2 separate regions of the Homo sapiens genome follow, and region 2 is linked to region 1. A link is a contact called in ENCODE Hi-C or POLR2A ChIA-PET data. All regions are on one chromosome and are shown on one strand. Each heading gives the region's core, a stretch centred on a gene start or an enhancer-like site at or near the end of the contact. The rest is flanking DNA. Distances are from core to core; before and after follow the strand shown.

The links. A loop is a pair of places that touch in the nucleus more often than their neighbours do. ChIA-PET counts read pairs that join two places held with the same protein, here RNA polymerase II (POLR2A). Pooled maps may share reads with other maps.
Region 2: a map of naive thymus-derived CD4-positive, alpha-beta T cell shows a loop between it and region 1 (3-fold over the local background). The contact joins the promoter of ZBED2 here to the promoter of BTLA in region 1. A Hi-C loop is called at or near these places in 1 of 168 maps with a recorded cell type or tissue (naive thymus-derived CD4-positive, alpha-beta T cell) and 7 of 50 pooled maps. POLR2A ChIA-PET finds 5 or more read pairs at or near these places in 2 of 52 experiments (both activated naive CD4-positive, alpha-beta T cell).

What each region holds. Positions count from the first base shown.
Region 1 is chr3:112,496,595-112,503,889 of GRCh38, forward strand. It overlaps BTLA (B and T lymphocyte associated), which reads right to left and starts at 2,878. Exons shown (of 5, transcript NM_181780.4): 1 at 2,677-2,878. The coding sequence starts at 2,764. RefSeq lists enhancers at 1,342-1,461, 2,330-2,379, 2,470-2,599.
Region 2 is chr3:111,590,980-111,598,274 of GRCh38, forward strand. ZBED2 (zinc finger BED-type containing 2) reads right to left here and starts at 4,367. Exons shown (of 2, transcript NM_024508.5): 1 at 4,321-4,367; 2 at 1,921-4,087. The coding sequence starts at 3,222. The coding sequence ends at 2,566. CD96 (CD96 molecule) reads left to right here. Exons shown (of 14, transcript NM_005816.5): 6 at 7,141-7,231.

The DNA.
Region 1 (7,295 bases), core at 1,628-4,127:
ATAAGGTATTTAATGTGGTTTTAAGAAATGGAGCCATCAGCTCTGCCTGGGAGAACAAATTTCACCAAATGTTCCTTCTCTTAACCTATAGCTTTAATTTAATGCAACTGCTGCTGCAATCCATTATATCAACTGGTATATATCTGACCAGTACTTCACTCAAGTCTTTCCCTTTTTTTTTTGAGTGCAGTGGTGTGATCTCAGCTCACTGCAACCTCTGCCTCCTGGGTTCAAGCTATTCTCCTGTCTCGGCCTCCCGAGTAGCTGGGACTACAGGCACCTCCCAACACACCCAGCAAATTTTTATATTTTTAGTAGAGACGGGGTTTCACCATGTTGACCAGTCTGGTCTTAAACTCCTGACCTCAGGTGATCTGCCCGTCTTGGCTTCCCAAAGTGCTGAGACTAAAGGCTAGGGCCATGGCTCCCAGCCATATTTCATTTTCTGAATAATTTGATTCACTATATTTTGGGCTAAATATATTGCAAAATATATTGTACTTATTTATTTTATTTTTAACTTTAAAAACTCAACTATTTTAAATAATAATGTTAAAACATAATTCTCATTTAATTACATAGAGGTTGCATGGTGAAAATAATTTAGGAAAAATACCACTAACATTTACTGAGCTTTAAATACGTGCACTTACTATGCGAGGCACTTTACCCATATTATTGCATCTACAGTCTTCACAGCAGCCCCATAATTTAGGTACAATTATTACCTGTATTGTACAAATGAGGAAACTAAAGAGAAGAGAAGAGACTTAATCAATGCCATACAGTAAGTGGCAGAGCCAGTAAATTAACCCAGTTCTAACAGCCAAGTTCACTTTTGCAAATGCTAGGTTGCACATTGGGAGAAATAAAGGTCTTACCCCACCATCAATGTGGTTTAGCACTGAAACTCATTGTTCTTAATTTCATAGAGAGTAGTTTATGTATCCTTCAAATGGGGAAGAAATCTATTTAATAATATTTGACTCCAGTTGTAGCTATGTGACTGTAGGCATCTGATGGAAGGTGGAAAATTCAGTCAACCATCTAAGCACCTAGTTGACTTAATACTAGATACTTACAAACATAAAGATGTTTGAGTAACTAAGGACTTTTTTACTTTGCACTTGGTTGTGTGGCATCCTGGCATCATAGAGACATATTCCAAACTACACAGTTTAAAATTATAGATAGACTTTCCATAGAACCTCAGTGGCCAGATTTTCTAATTTAAAATTGCAGTAGCCAAACTGATAAATGTGTGCTTGTAGGGAATAATAAGACAGAATATTTAAAACCTGAAAAATCACTGGGCATGGTGGCTCATACCTGTAATCCTAGCACTTTGGGAGGCTGAGGCAGGTGGATCACTTGAGGTCAGGAGCTCCAGACCAGCCTGCCCAACATGCATTGCATCCATAGCTTGGCTGACTTTCTTAAAAAACAGGTTGATGGCAAGAAAAGAGAACTGAGTAGATGTTATAAATAGTTAAGTACAAATCTATCACTACTTCTTGCGAAAATGCTCAGGCTGCCACACTGATGATGAATAGATAGCTCGTTCTTCCCAAACTGAGTGCAGTAGAGTGTTGCAGTGCTCAGTTGGGTAGGACAGATGTTGGATAATTGGGGTTATCCAACATCTCTACTAAAAATACAAAAATTAGCTGTGCGTGGTGGAAGGTGCCTGTAATCCCAGCTACTAGGGACGCTGAGGCAGGAGAATAAATTGAACCCGGGAGGAAGAAGAATCGATTGAACCCGGGAGGCAGAGGATGCAGTGAGGCGGGATCACGCCATTGCACTCCAGCCTGGGTGACGAGAGCAAAACTCTTGTCTCAAAAAAATAAAAAAATAAAACCTGAAAAATCAGAAGCTTCTGATGAGCCACTCATAGGCTTTTCCTCTTGATAATATGTGGGTTCCTATGCAATATAAGGTAGGAAGCGACTTTACAATAAAAAAGAAATTGCCTTTTTTTTTTTTTTTTTTTTTTTGCCTGTATAAAGTCTTTGCAGGGGTGGCTAAATATCATCTTTGCAGAATCCAACTTATTTTCTGTGTTCAATTGACAACCAAGTAGGAACCATTCCCTTTCAACAAAATAGAAGCAATGACGAAAAGTTCTGCTCCTATATTTTGTAGCATTTTCTCAATCGGTATTCTCAAGGCATACATCCCAATGAAGCAAGTATAGAGATTTTATTTAGAGGTAATATTATTTGAGGGTAACCATGGAGATATGTATAATTCCGATTATCCAACAACTGTCCTACCCAACTGAGCACTGCAGCACTCTACTGCACTCAGTTTGGAAAGAACGAGCTATCTATTCATTATCAGTATGGCAGCCAGAGCATTTTTGCAAGAAGTAGTGATAGATTTGTACTTAACTATTTATAACATCTACTCAGTTCTCTTTTCCTACCATCAACATGTTTTTAAGAAAGTCAGCCAAGCTATTGATGCGATGCCTATGATTAGGCAGGTGAATACTATGTTCTAATTTGGTTTATGCTCTACGATGTCTTCGGTAAGCAAATGTAACAGCTTGGTTTCATCTACGATTACCCACTTCGTATAAACGTTACACCGTACTAAGTTCAGCAAGGGAGAATGTTGCCTCCAAGACCCCCTGAGAAATAAAACCAGAAATAACCTAAGCAGGTGCCTTACCATGGATGTTCCAGATGTCCAGATATGGGATTAAGAAGAAGACCCAAAATAATTTCCCAGTTCCAAGCATGGCAGGCAATGTCTTCATTTCCTGCACATATCAGTGATGGAAAAACTGCTCAAGTAGAAGGCTTTGCTTCGTCTTCTGAGTGCTGCAGAGTTGGGTCAGTTTACCTACCCCAGTGGCATCTGTGAAATAACTAAAAAAAAAAAAAAAAGAAGAGAGAGGTGGTAAGAGAGGAGAGTAGGAAGAGCCTGGATGATTTTGTGAAAAAAAGTGAACAGAAAGACGATGTGGTACTCTGTTCTGTGGTTTTTGCTTCTTGTCAGGTTGGCTGTTCACTTTCAAACACTGTGATCTGCAAAGCAGCTCAGTCCTTAACTTCTCCTTCCGCTCTACCACGTTTTTGCCCCAGGTTGAGGTTTTTCCTGCACTCAATGTTCAGTGAAATGAGCAATTAAACTTTAAAGAAATCTGTATTGTTGCAGTCTTTAAGTTGAGATTTTAATCAAATTAAGGTCAGGAAATTTATGGTAAAACTATCAATGGTAAGTATACATTTTCCCCTTTGTGATAGCTTGTGATTATGAAACTTCTTTTATGTAAAAGATTTTAGGTTTCTTTTTTTTCCTGTACATGTCACGGTAAGATGAGGATGCTTATTGTCATTAAACCAGTGAAGATTTATCTCAGGTTATGGAGAAAATGAGTGACAGGAAGCACTTCCTCAACAGAAGAAGGAAGAGCAGCCGTCTTTAATCTGTGGATACATATCAATGGAACAAGATCATCATTAATATTGGCTACATGTTCTCTCTAGATAATAAAGTTCTAATCTAAAGGAGATCTTGAATATCAATTAAAGGAAATTTCCATTTTAAACATTCTTCATGCAGTTGTTGTCTCGATGAAGTAGAATAGAAACAGTAAAGGAAGAAATGGAAAAGTTCAAGATCAGATAGCACAGGCCACCATAGGACTGTTTTCTCCACATCCACTTGTAATAATTAGCTTAGCTTATAGTCATAGGAGCTAATCAAATTCATCTGCCATTTGAGACTCCAAATGAGAGATCTAGATTTGTGGCATTAGTGATCATTGACAGAAGTCGATTATATAAGTTTTTTCCTCAGAGACTGATGATTTTATTCCAAGGCCAAACTTCAATAGTTTTAAGTTCAAGGAAAGTTTTAAGAGCAAGGAAAGTGTATAGATTGCTGGACATTTTGACCTGACATGGGAAACTGATGGGCAATACTTAATTCAGAGCTCCCAGTTGAGTTGCCAAGGGTAAATTAAAATTAAAAAACAGTTATCATGTATTTATTGAGTCAAATAGACAATGTGCTATGGTTGGAGATGAATGATGAATGAGTTGCTATTGCTGATTTTAAAGAACTCGTTCAATCAGTATTACGACTTCCTCACATCCACCTTTAGTGTTGGTCTTATAATATAGTATAATACAGAGAGGGTACACATAGCCTTTTAGAATTTCTGTTACTAATCAAATAAACATCCTGGGAAATATTAAGGCAGTATTTTCACAGCTCCTTCCTTTTCCTGTGTTCACAGTGAGTAAAAGCTTCTTGAGGCAGCTGAAGCAAGGCTCATTGTCCCTTTAAAATGGCCCACAGGTCAAAAGCCATAACCTTATGGCTTATGGGTTACATAAGCCCAAACCAGAGAGAGATCATATTAACTTTATCTCAGCTTAAAACTGTTATGTCACTATTTTAAATATTTTTCATATAAAAAGTCCATGCTAATTAGACAAAATTCGGAAAAAATCTTATGTAGCATCTAATGTATTTTTAAAAGATTTATATATTTCTTGCTTTTATTAGCATGCCTAGCACTTTATCCCTCCACAGGTAGAGTCCTGAGTGTCCCACTGTAGATAAAACCCTGCCTCTGAATCTCACTCCTGTCTTCGTTCTAGTTAAAAAAAAAAAAAAAAAAAGGAAAGAAGCCAGACTCAGAAATTAATTAGCTCAGTAACAAGTCAATCTTGCCTTAAGCTTATAACTTTTGTAATCCCATCATAATTATGTATATTGTTTGATCCAAAAATTACAATTTTCATTTATATTTGCAAATTTAAAGAGTTTACTACATTCTTGAAAGCGATGGCATTACATATTGAAACAATTTTAAAAACATGAACGTCTAATCAGTTTTATGTTGAAAGACAAAAAGGAAATAGAATTTAGTATCTTCAAACTCTCTTTACAAACATCTCAGGAACTACTTGGAGGGCAAATTTTTCAGTTCACTTGCAGACTCAGTTGCTTTCATGAATGATGAAGCAGCTATACTTTCTGCAATATTTTTCCCCCAGGTGATCAGAGAACCAGCAATCACAAAACATGACACAGGATCCTGGAAAAGTCTTGCCCCTGATGTTAGACAACCCCAAAGAGATGAATCTTGGTACTGATCTTTTTAACTTTCCCCAAAAACATTCCATAGCTTTACTGTAAAAGTAGTCCAGCATTTAAAATCTTTGACATTTTTCTATTTGATATCATTTTTTCACTAATGTTATTGTAAGCAATAGTTTCTATACATTACTGTGTTCTATAATCAACCTGGACACTTTTTATAAAATTGGTGGAATTTTTTAATCCTATCCATTTCCATTGAATCAGAATCTCACAAGATGAAGGCCAGATATCCCCATTTTCAGAAAGCTCCAAAGGTGATTTTGATATACTAGTTTGAAGGAATATTTAGAAACCAATTATGAGTTGGCAGGGGATATAAGCTTTTGAATCACACATGTGGTATCAAAGCTTTTTCAGTTATTAGCTATAGAAGCTTTCATAGATTTTCTACGTTCTTAGAGTCTGTAGTAGACACAGAAATGCACTTCTCAGATCCCCCTTCAAGGATGTGTTTGCTCTTAGATGGGGGGAATGCAATAGGCAGAGTACATCCAACTGTAAACTTCTCCCAGGTCTGCTCAGTTGAGACACATCTTGACCAAGGTCATGCTTTCCCATGACAGCTTGCATCCAATGATGGAGCAAGGAAAGTGTACAGATTTCTGGCCATTTTGAGCTGACATGGGAAGCTGATGGGCAATACTTGATTCAGAGCTCCCAACTGAGTTGCCAAGGGTATATTAGGCCTACATCACAGTTTCTTCCTCTGATCCCTTCCTTTCACAGTTGTTGATCCCTAATCTATCTATGTTTGCTTCCAGAGAACCAAATCTGCTCCACATTTCATTTTCCAGTTCTTTAAAACATAGTAACAATACCTATCTGTTTTGTTGGTTAACTGAGGTGATATATGCAGGGTAATCAGTAAATTGCAACTATAATCATTCTGGAACCAAGAAGCCCTGTATTAATAAGCCAAAATTTAATGATGGTGGAACAAGTTGAAAATGGAGCAAGTTGAAAATACTTGCTAATGGGAGTCATTGTTGCATAGAGATCAAGACTCTAAAGTAAATGCCGTAATAAAGCTTCGATTAGGAGAGGAATGGTGTAGCTTAAAGATGGTCCAAATTAAAAAACATTCGCAAAGGGGCCTTAGGTCTATATGTAGCATCTCATAGTTCCATGTCTTATGAACTAAAAATCAAGTAATATGCACCCAACATTTCCATGATAGTGTTTAAAAAATTTTCATAAGAAATGTTTGATTGTTGAGTGAAGTATTATTTGTAATAATAAAACATAATAAAGTGAGGAAGCCTCACTTTTAGGACAATTGGTCTCCCCACATGAAGAAAGAATAGAGTATTCATAGTTCAAATTCTTATATAACAGTAATCAATTCCAATTGAATAATATTTAGCCCATTTTGATAAAAACTGCTATGGTTTGAGTGTGGGTGTCTCCTTGAAATTCCTATGTTAGAACTTAACCCCTAAAATGATGGCATTAAGAGATAGGGGCTTTTGGAATGTGATTAGGTCATGAGGGCTCTGCCCTCATGAAGGGAGTTAATGTCCATATGAAAGAGCCTTCAGGCTGGGTGCTGTGGCTCACGTCTGTAATCCCAAACTTTGTGAGGCCAAGTCAGGAAGATCGCTTGAGGCCAGAAGTTCAAAACTAACCTGGGCAACATAGTAAAACCCTGTATCTACAAGAAACTTCAAAACTTAGCTGGATATGGTGGTATGTGCTTGTAGTTCCATCTACTTGGGACGCTAAGGCAGGAGGATCATTTGAGCCCAGGAGTTCAAGGCTGCAATGAGTTACAATGGTACCACTGCACTCCAGCCTGGGCAATGGAGTAAGACCCCATCTCTAAAAAAGGCTTCGGAGAGCTGCCTGCACGTCCATCTCTTCTACCATGTGAGGACACAGCATTCATCCCTTTTTGCCCCCTTCCACCTTGCTGTCAGGAGGCAATAAGAAGGCACCATTCTGGAAGCAGAGAGCAACCCTCACCAGATACTGTATCTGCTGGAACCTTGATCTTGGACCTCCCACTCTTCAGAACTGTGAGATATATATTTCTCTTCTTTCTAAATTACTCAGCTTTTATAGTGAGCTATGATTGTGCCACTGCTCTCTAGTCTGGGTGACAGAGCAAGACACTGTCTTTAAAAACAAAGGAACAAACAACAAACAAAAATTACTGTTTAAAGTATATTGTC
Region 2 (7,295 bases), core at 3,117-5,616, 900 kb before region 1:
TCTAAAGAAAATTATCTGTCATGAAACATAGGAAACAAAAGCAGTTTGGGGTTAAGTTGCCTACAAAGGAAGAGAGGCTACAATATTAATAACCATGTAAAACAGATACCAGAGGCCAGAAGCAGTGGCTCACGCCTGTAATCCCAACACTTTGGGAGGCCGAGGTGCGCGGATCATGAGGTCAAGAGATCCAGACCATCCTGGCCAACGTGGTGAAACCTTGTCTGTGCTAAAAATACAAAAATTAGCTGGGCGTGGTGGCACGCACCTGTAGTCCCAGCTACTCAGGAGGCTTAGGCAGAAGAATTGCTTGAACCCAGGAGGCGGAGGTTGCAGTGAGCCAAGATCGCGCCACTGCACTCCTGCCTGGCAAGAGAGTGAGACTCCATCTTAAAAAAAAAAAAAAAAAAAAAAAAGACACCAGAACCTAAATACCACACTGGTTGGCATCAGCAGAGCTCCAGCATCTTTGTGCAGAATTTGATTATTTGTGTTTATTTGGTTTGGGTTTTGCAAAGCTTGAACCCTGTGGTTTCCTCAAGCTTCCTAAGCCCCACTCCAAAAATATGTGTTTTGGTTTTCATTTTTTAAATAATTAGGTATTACAGCCTCCTTTTTTTTCCTAGCATCTTTTGCAACATAATAAGGTTCTGAGTCCAAATGTCCAGCCGTCGTCACTTGCACTGGTGAGCACCTGAGCTTGCACCACAGGTAGAGAAGGTTCTAAAAGGGCATCATACCTCTGTGGGGAGACCACATGACAAATGAAATCTTTAATATCAGGCAGATCTCTAGATAAAAAAAGAACATGACGGGACTTCAGTGTGGCCTGGTTATTTCACAAGCCTGGTGCCTGGACTTTTGTTTGTTCTACAAACAGCTGTTAGGGAAGACAGGTCTAGAAGTGAGGGCTGCCTAGCAAGTCTAGGAAGAATATGAGTGAACTACATAGGTCAGGGCCAAAGGAGGCAAGACACCACTGTTACACAAGGACATCCTCTGCTTCCAGAGAGGTTGGTGCCCACAAAGTACTTGGGCTATCTCTGAGATAATGGGATGCTGTCTTTATCTATTCCTGTCTTCCCAAGCTCTTTCCCCACTCCATCCCCATTCCCAACCCACATTATGTTTTGTTTTTTAATGTGTGTGTTTGGTTGGAGGAGGGTGGTGTGGTTATAGAGGAATCTGTCTTCTATAACAAATATCAGGTCCAGTGCAGAGGCCAGAGTACTTTCCAGTTTGATTTTATTCTATTTCTAAATTAATATTTTAGGCATACTTTCAGCAGCCCAGGAAATTACTCTCTCCCTATAGACTGTTAGGATCTCTTTTTTCAAAGCATCTCTGAACATTTAAAGGTAAACAGTTTTTAAAAATCAGTGAACAGTGGATTGGCATGCAGTTAGCATTTCAGAGGTATGAGTAAAATCTAAAACCTACTGTTCAAATAAATAACTGGTCTGTAGGCACAAAGCAAAATCAAGTTAACTCATTAAAATTAACTTCAGGATCTAAGAAAATGTACTCCATCCTTCCCTCATTCAGACAGTCATGTTCTCTTCCATTTTCATGATAAATTTTCCCTAGAGCACTGTCTCTCTTCCCCATCTTTGCATTTCTTCTCTATCCCATTTATTTCTAACTTTCCTTCCTCTGTTCTTTATTTCTCCTTACTTCCTTTATATCTCTGCCTTCTTTTCATTCTGAATTTCTTTCAGTTCTTCCTCACTAACTCCTTTTCCTTTGACAAACCTTAATATGAAATCAGATTATATTTTAACTATTTATGAATAAGTTTTATATAATCTATACTGAATGTTTAAACTAAGTAAGTTGAGAGGTTTTTCATTTCTCTGTGCTAATTACACATTAATTAGTTTAAGCATTAGGTTGTTAAAAAGACACACCGGACTCAGATTATACTGATGAAACAACTTTAATATAAGCAAGAAAATACATTGCAGCAATAACAGGAGAAAGAGACGCATTGGAAAGGTCCAAAGATCTGAGGCTCACAGTTCTTTGTCCTTCCACTTGCTGGGTCACACAGAACAAGCTTTTATTCATACTGGTGGTCTGGAAACTCCACCAGTACATGTGCTAAGACCTCAGTCCTAGGAAGATTAAGCTCTGCTTCCGGCAGGGTGTCTGCAAGTGAGCTGGTCACATAGGCACATTCCAGCTACCTAACCAGCCTCAGCCCTCAAAATCGTCAGCTCCACCAAAACCGAGTGCTAGGCAAAAATCTGATTATTTTGTTAAACAACGCTGACTGGCTGGTACATTCTGCCCTGAAACAACTCACAGAGTTTTACTTTGGTAGAAGCATTTATCTTTAATAGGTACATTTTAGAGTTTCGGCCAAGGGTCAGCAGAGCTCTAGGAACCTCGTAGATAAGCATTTGGTCAATTCAGACCTGCTCAGATTAACTCATACTGTGCACTATTTCACATAAAAGCAAAATGTCACCAAACTACTTTGCTTTACATTTGAGTTGAAACTAAAATGGCTCTTTTCTACAAGTCTAGAGTCAATGTTTTCAGAATAGATTCTCCAAGCCCAATTTAAACAAAATGGAAGGGATGTACTGCTGCAGGCAGCTCTTTCTCCCGCTGGCATGCCTCCTTCTCAGCCCTCACCTTCCACTTCATCTCCAGGATGGCCCTTTCCACCTCCTCCAGGGCTCGCTCCCTTTTTTCCACAGCCCTCTCCCGCCATTCCACTGCCCTTTCCCTCCTAAGCACCTCCTTTTCCCTTTGGCTGGCCCACAAAGCCATGGTGCCCACCTGCTCCAGGAGCCTACCCCAGTTACCCTCAATGCCTGTGGGGAGCTGGGGCCCGTGGGGCCTTGGATCCTGGCGCTGCCCAGCCTGACCATGGCCACTCTTCTCCAGCTCCTCTCTGTGCATGCTTTTCAGATGCTTCCACAGTGCAGTGGTGCCCACGTTGACCCCAGGGCCACGGCTCACCTGCCTGCCACACAGGCGGCAGGTGGCATACTGGTTGGGATGGTGCCCAGCACGAGCAGGAGCTAGGTGGAAATATTCCCATGCCTCAGAGAACCGGGTGCCCTTGTTGTGGGGCATTGGAGTGGGCATAGCACTCACAAAAGGGCCAACCAGTTCTCCTGTCTCACTAATCTCTTCCTCCTCCTTCATCTCTAAGTCCCCTTTTGCCTTCATCATTGTTCCCTCCTCTTCCTCGTCTTCCCGCCTCATCATGTCACCTCTTCTACAGCGTTCTTTATGATGTGCTTAGATGTGAGCCAAAAGCTTATTTGAACCACAAGATTAAATATATATTTGGGAAGGGCCTGTGGTAACTCTTGGGGATTCACAATAATGGCCAAAGTCTGGCCACACCTGGGTGGTGTGAGGTTTCTTCCTTTCTGCTTCACTGGAGAGTCAGGGGTGAGTCAGATACAAGCAAAACAGCCCAAGAGTGCATTCCTTCCATGCCCCAGATACTTACTTATCCTCCCTTGACTAGGCCAGAAAGACAAAACATATCAGTTCCTGTAGCAAAGGGGTTCTCTGGTCCAACAATTACAAAGCTCTTTGATGAACTCAGTGTTTTCTGCATCAACCACCACGACAGGTATTTTTGAATATTGAAAATTTTAGGTTTTCTTGTTTCTCCTCCTGGTTGTTTCCACTGTTTCTGTGCTTCTTATTTCCTATAATTGCATTTTGGAGGCAGGAGAAACAGCCTCAGGGTTCAGGCTTTTCAGGACCAACAGAGCTAGGGCCTCACTGGGTCTTGCTCAAAGTAGGTAAAAGCAAACACAGGCAGATGCTGGTGCAGGAGACAATCTTGCTTCCTAAGAACTGTTGCAACAAGCAATCCAGAGTAGACAAAGCCTATGAGGATCTGGATAATAAAGTTCCCAATGCAAGGTCAGTTTGTCCTTAGAGGTGTCTCTCAGAGGCCAGGAGTCTAAGAAATCCAAAAAGCAAGCTCAGCTGTTTCAGCAGGAGGAGCTGGGATGCACAGAGGAGAAGGTGGAGCACATCTTCACAAACACAGCGTTGCCTGGCTGTCCTTAGCAAGCAGCTCACCATACTCCACCTTCTCCACCAGGATCACCTGCAAAGCCAACAGCCAATAAGACCTTCCTGAGGCAACTTACTCCAGATGTTTTGCTCTTTACCTCATTTTAAAGATAAATAAGTAAATGGAAAATCATATTACATTTAAAAACAGCCCGACTTCTCTCTCCTTTCTTGGGTCATTTCTTAAACTAATGAGAGCTTTATTTAATCAAGCTCTGCAACCGTGAACAGTTAGGAAATTCCCCCCAGCCACAAGTGGGTACTTACAAGCAGGCAAGGCTCTGGACTTCTCTCTGATCTTTCCTGCGCAGAGTGAAAGCACTCCTGCACACCTTGGATGTCTATTAGCTGACTCCTACCCCCAGAAGGAGGGCACCTCCAGTTCTGGTTTCCTCCCACTTCTAGGGAAGCATTGTTTCCAGGTAGGTGTGTCTGTGCCTGTTGGGTTTTTCTGCAACACTTAGACACAGATGCAAACCTTTTCTCCACCCCCTCCACCACCAAGAAAAGGATGTTCCTGGCATATGTCATGCAGCAAAACAGTAAGTCAAGCACCTACAAGTCTTAGTTCTCTTTTTTGATGACTAGATTACCTAACCTCTCAAGTAAAGCAAGCGATTTGAAGGAGGAAGAGTGGGAAAGGCTGAAATATTAAATGTATACACACATATATATTATATATATACATACATTATATATAATATGCATAATATATATATGTGTGTGTATACATATTTAGATTGAGAAGGAAAACCTACCAAGAGGAGATAGGAAGACTCTAAAGAAGGTATCAATAGAAGAAGAAAAAACTTTGTGTTATAAAAGGAAAGATAGAAATGGCATTGCAGGCCAGGAGCCATGGATCTTGCCTGTAGTCCCAGCACTTTGGGAGGCCGAGGCAGGTGGATCACTTGAGGTCAGGAGATCGTGGCCAGCTTGGCCAACATTGTGAAACCCTGTCTCTACTAAAAATGCAAAAATTAGCCAGGTGTGGTGGTGCACGCCTGTAATCCCAGCTACTTGGGAGGCTGAAGCAAGAGAATTGCTTGAACCCGGGAGGTGGAGGTTGCAGTAAGCCAAGATCATGCCACTGCACTCCAGCCTGGGCGACAGAGGGAGACTCTGTCTCAAAAAAATAAATAAATAAAATGAATAAATAAAAATAAAAAAAGAAAGAAAAGAAAAAGAAATGGCATAGCAGAAAATATGTAGAGGTTGACAGTTAAATTAAAATAGAAAAAAAAGATGGGGGAAAAAGATTCAAAATAGGAATGAGACTGGGAGGAGTTTTAGAACATGAACCACATTTCTAAACCAAATCTTGGAACGCAAAGTCTAGAGAGAGTCTAGAATGTTTGAAATTTGGATCATTTCAGAAAATCTGAACCTAGAGAATTCATGAAAGTCAAATCTTTTCAAAATTTTTAGACGTTAACCAGAGTTCTTCAGTGAGCCAGTTGCCTTCGTAAAATAATAACACCCCCACTTACTCCTGATATTACCATATCGTCATCTTTGGTGGGTTAACTAAAGAGAAAGGAAATGAATCATAAGAATGGTTAATGTCACTGGATTAATGCAAAACTTTGTATCTTTTTCTTTTTTTAAAAAAACATTTTACCTCCTTTACCTTTTTGTCTCTTCCTGGACCAACTGGAGATAAAAATCAATCTTTGGCATCTATTGAATTAAACTGAACACTCTCCTTTACTTAATAAGAATGTATTTTAGAGGATCTGGTTTTGCTTTTAATTTTTTAGTGGAGAGACTAGCATCCCTGGCCCATATATGTATCCCCATTATCTGGAAAGGCAAGTGTTGAACGGATGGGAATACTGGGAGCTACGGTGTTTGCCACCCAGCATCTTGGATATGCTAGACAACCCCCTCTGAAATTCTCTTGTTTCATTGGGATTTCTGTAGCAATGTACTGAGAAATAGTAAACTTCTGTAGGATTTCACCAGGAAAATGTTAGTTAGCATTCTCGAATTTGGTTTCTCAGCTCTATAGGCCCAGACTTCTTGGGAGTAACTAGTCTGAGGATTGGCACACAAATCATCACATACATTTAATTGTTCTTTACATGTTAACTAGTATATTCATTAATTGTGGAAAATATCTGAGAACTAAGAACTAGGGCTGGTCATATGTAAAATATATACATCTCTTGATGAGAAAACAAGTAATTATAAAAGGAATTATAATTTTGAAGAGTCTCAGATAAAACAATGGGAATCCAATAATTCTCACTGGATATTTTCACCAGACTGTAAAAGAAAGTATCATCCCCCAAAGAACAAACATAGCATTGAAAATAAAACATAACTAGCCCTGCATCTAAGTTCTCTGCTTTCATAATATAGTTACTTCTTTCATTTTTTTATTTCAATACAATTTTTATTAAAAAATATGTTGGACTGAGATTAAGGAGACATGGTTTCTAATTGTGCCATTAACTATTTTCCACTTCCTCGAACCACTGGGTGCCTTGATTTTTCCATTGGTCAAATGGCAAAAATAAGGCATGCTCTACCTATCCTTAAGATTAAGCCAATGAATTGTTTTTAAAAATTAGGAAAATGCTTCACAAGTAAAAAGTAGGATATTTATATAAATCGTTTTCTGTGATTGTTACAAATAGTGTCGTACATTATTTGGAGCACAGAAACAGCTTGTAGATCCCCTTGAGCTTTTAATCTAACAGACTATTCTTCTCTGGCCTCTGTTTGCTATAGCTTCTTCCTTCTATTCTTTGGTTTCCATTTAGTATTATTTTATTCTGCCTACACAGAGTTAAGATTTCTCCTTTACAGAACCCAGAATCCAGACTTGGAACATTAGTATAGTCCTAGATCCTTAAGTTGACCTAGGAGTATAGCCAGAAGTTTATAACATCTCTATAGGAGATAGCCCATTTATAGTGCACGTTCTAACACAACCTATATTAAAAGTAGACATTGCCTTCTATTTATTCAGTTAAAAATGGAGAAACTCTTTTTTGCCAACTTATATGAATGTTAGTAAGTTGTAAGGAGTACCAGTTTCTTAGGAATTTGCAAATAATCCTTTTTCTGTCTTTACCCCAGAGAAGATTTACCTGCTTACTAAAGAATGTATTTCCCAAAGCAAATATCACATGGTTTATAGATGGAAGTTTTCTTCATGATGAAAAAGAAGGTAAGGAAACTAATCAATGGAAATAAGTTCGGTACAAAAAGAAAGAAAACAAAGAACATTAGAA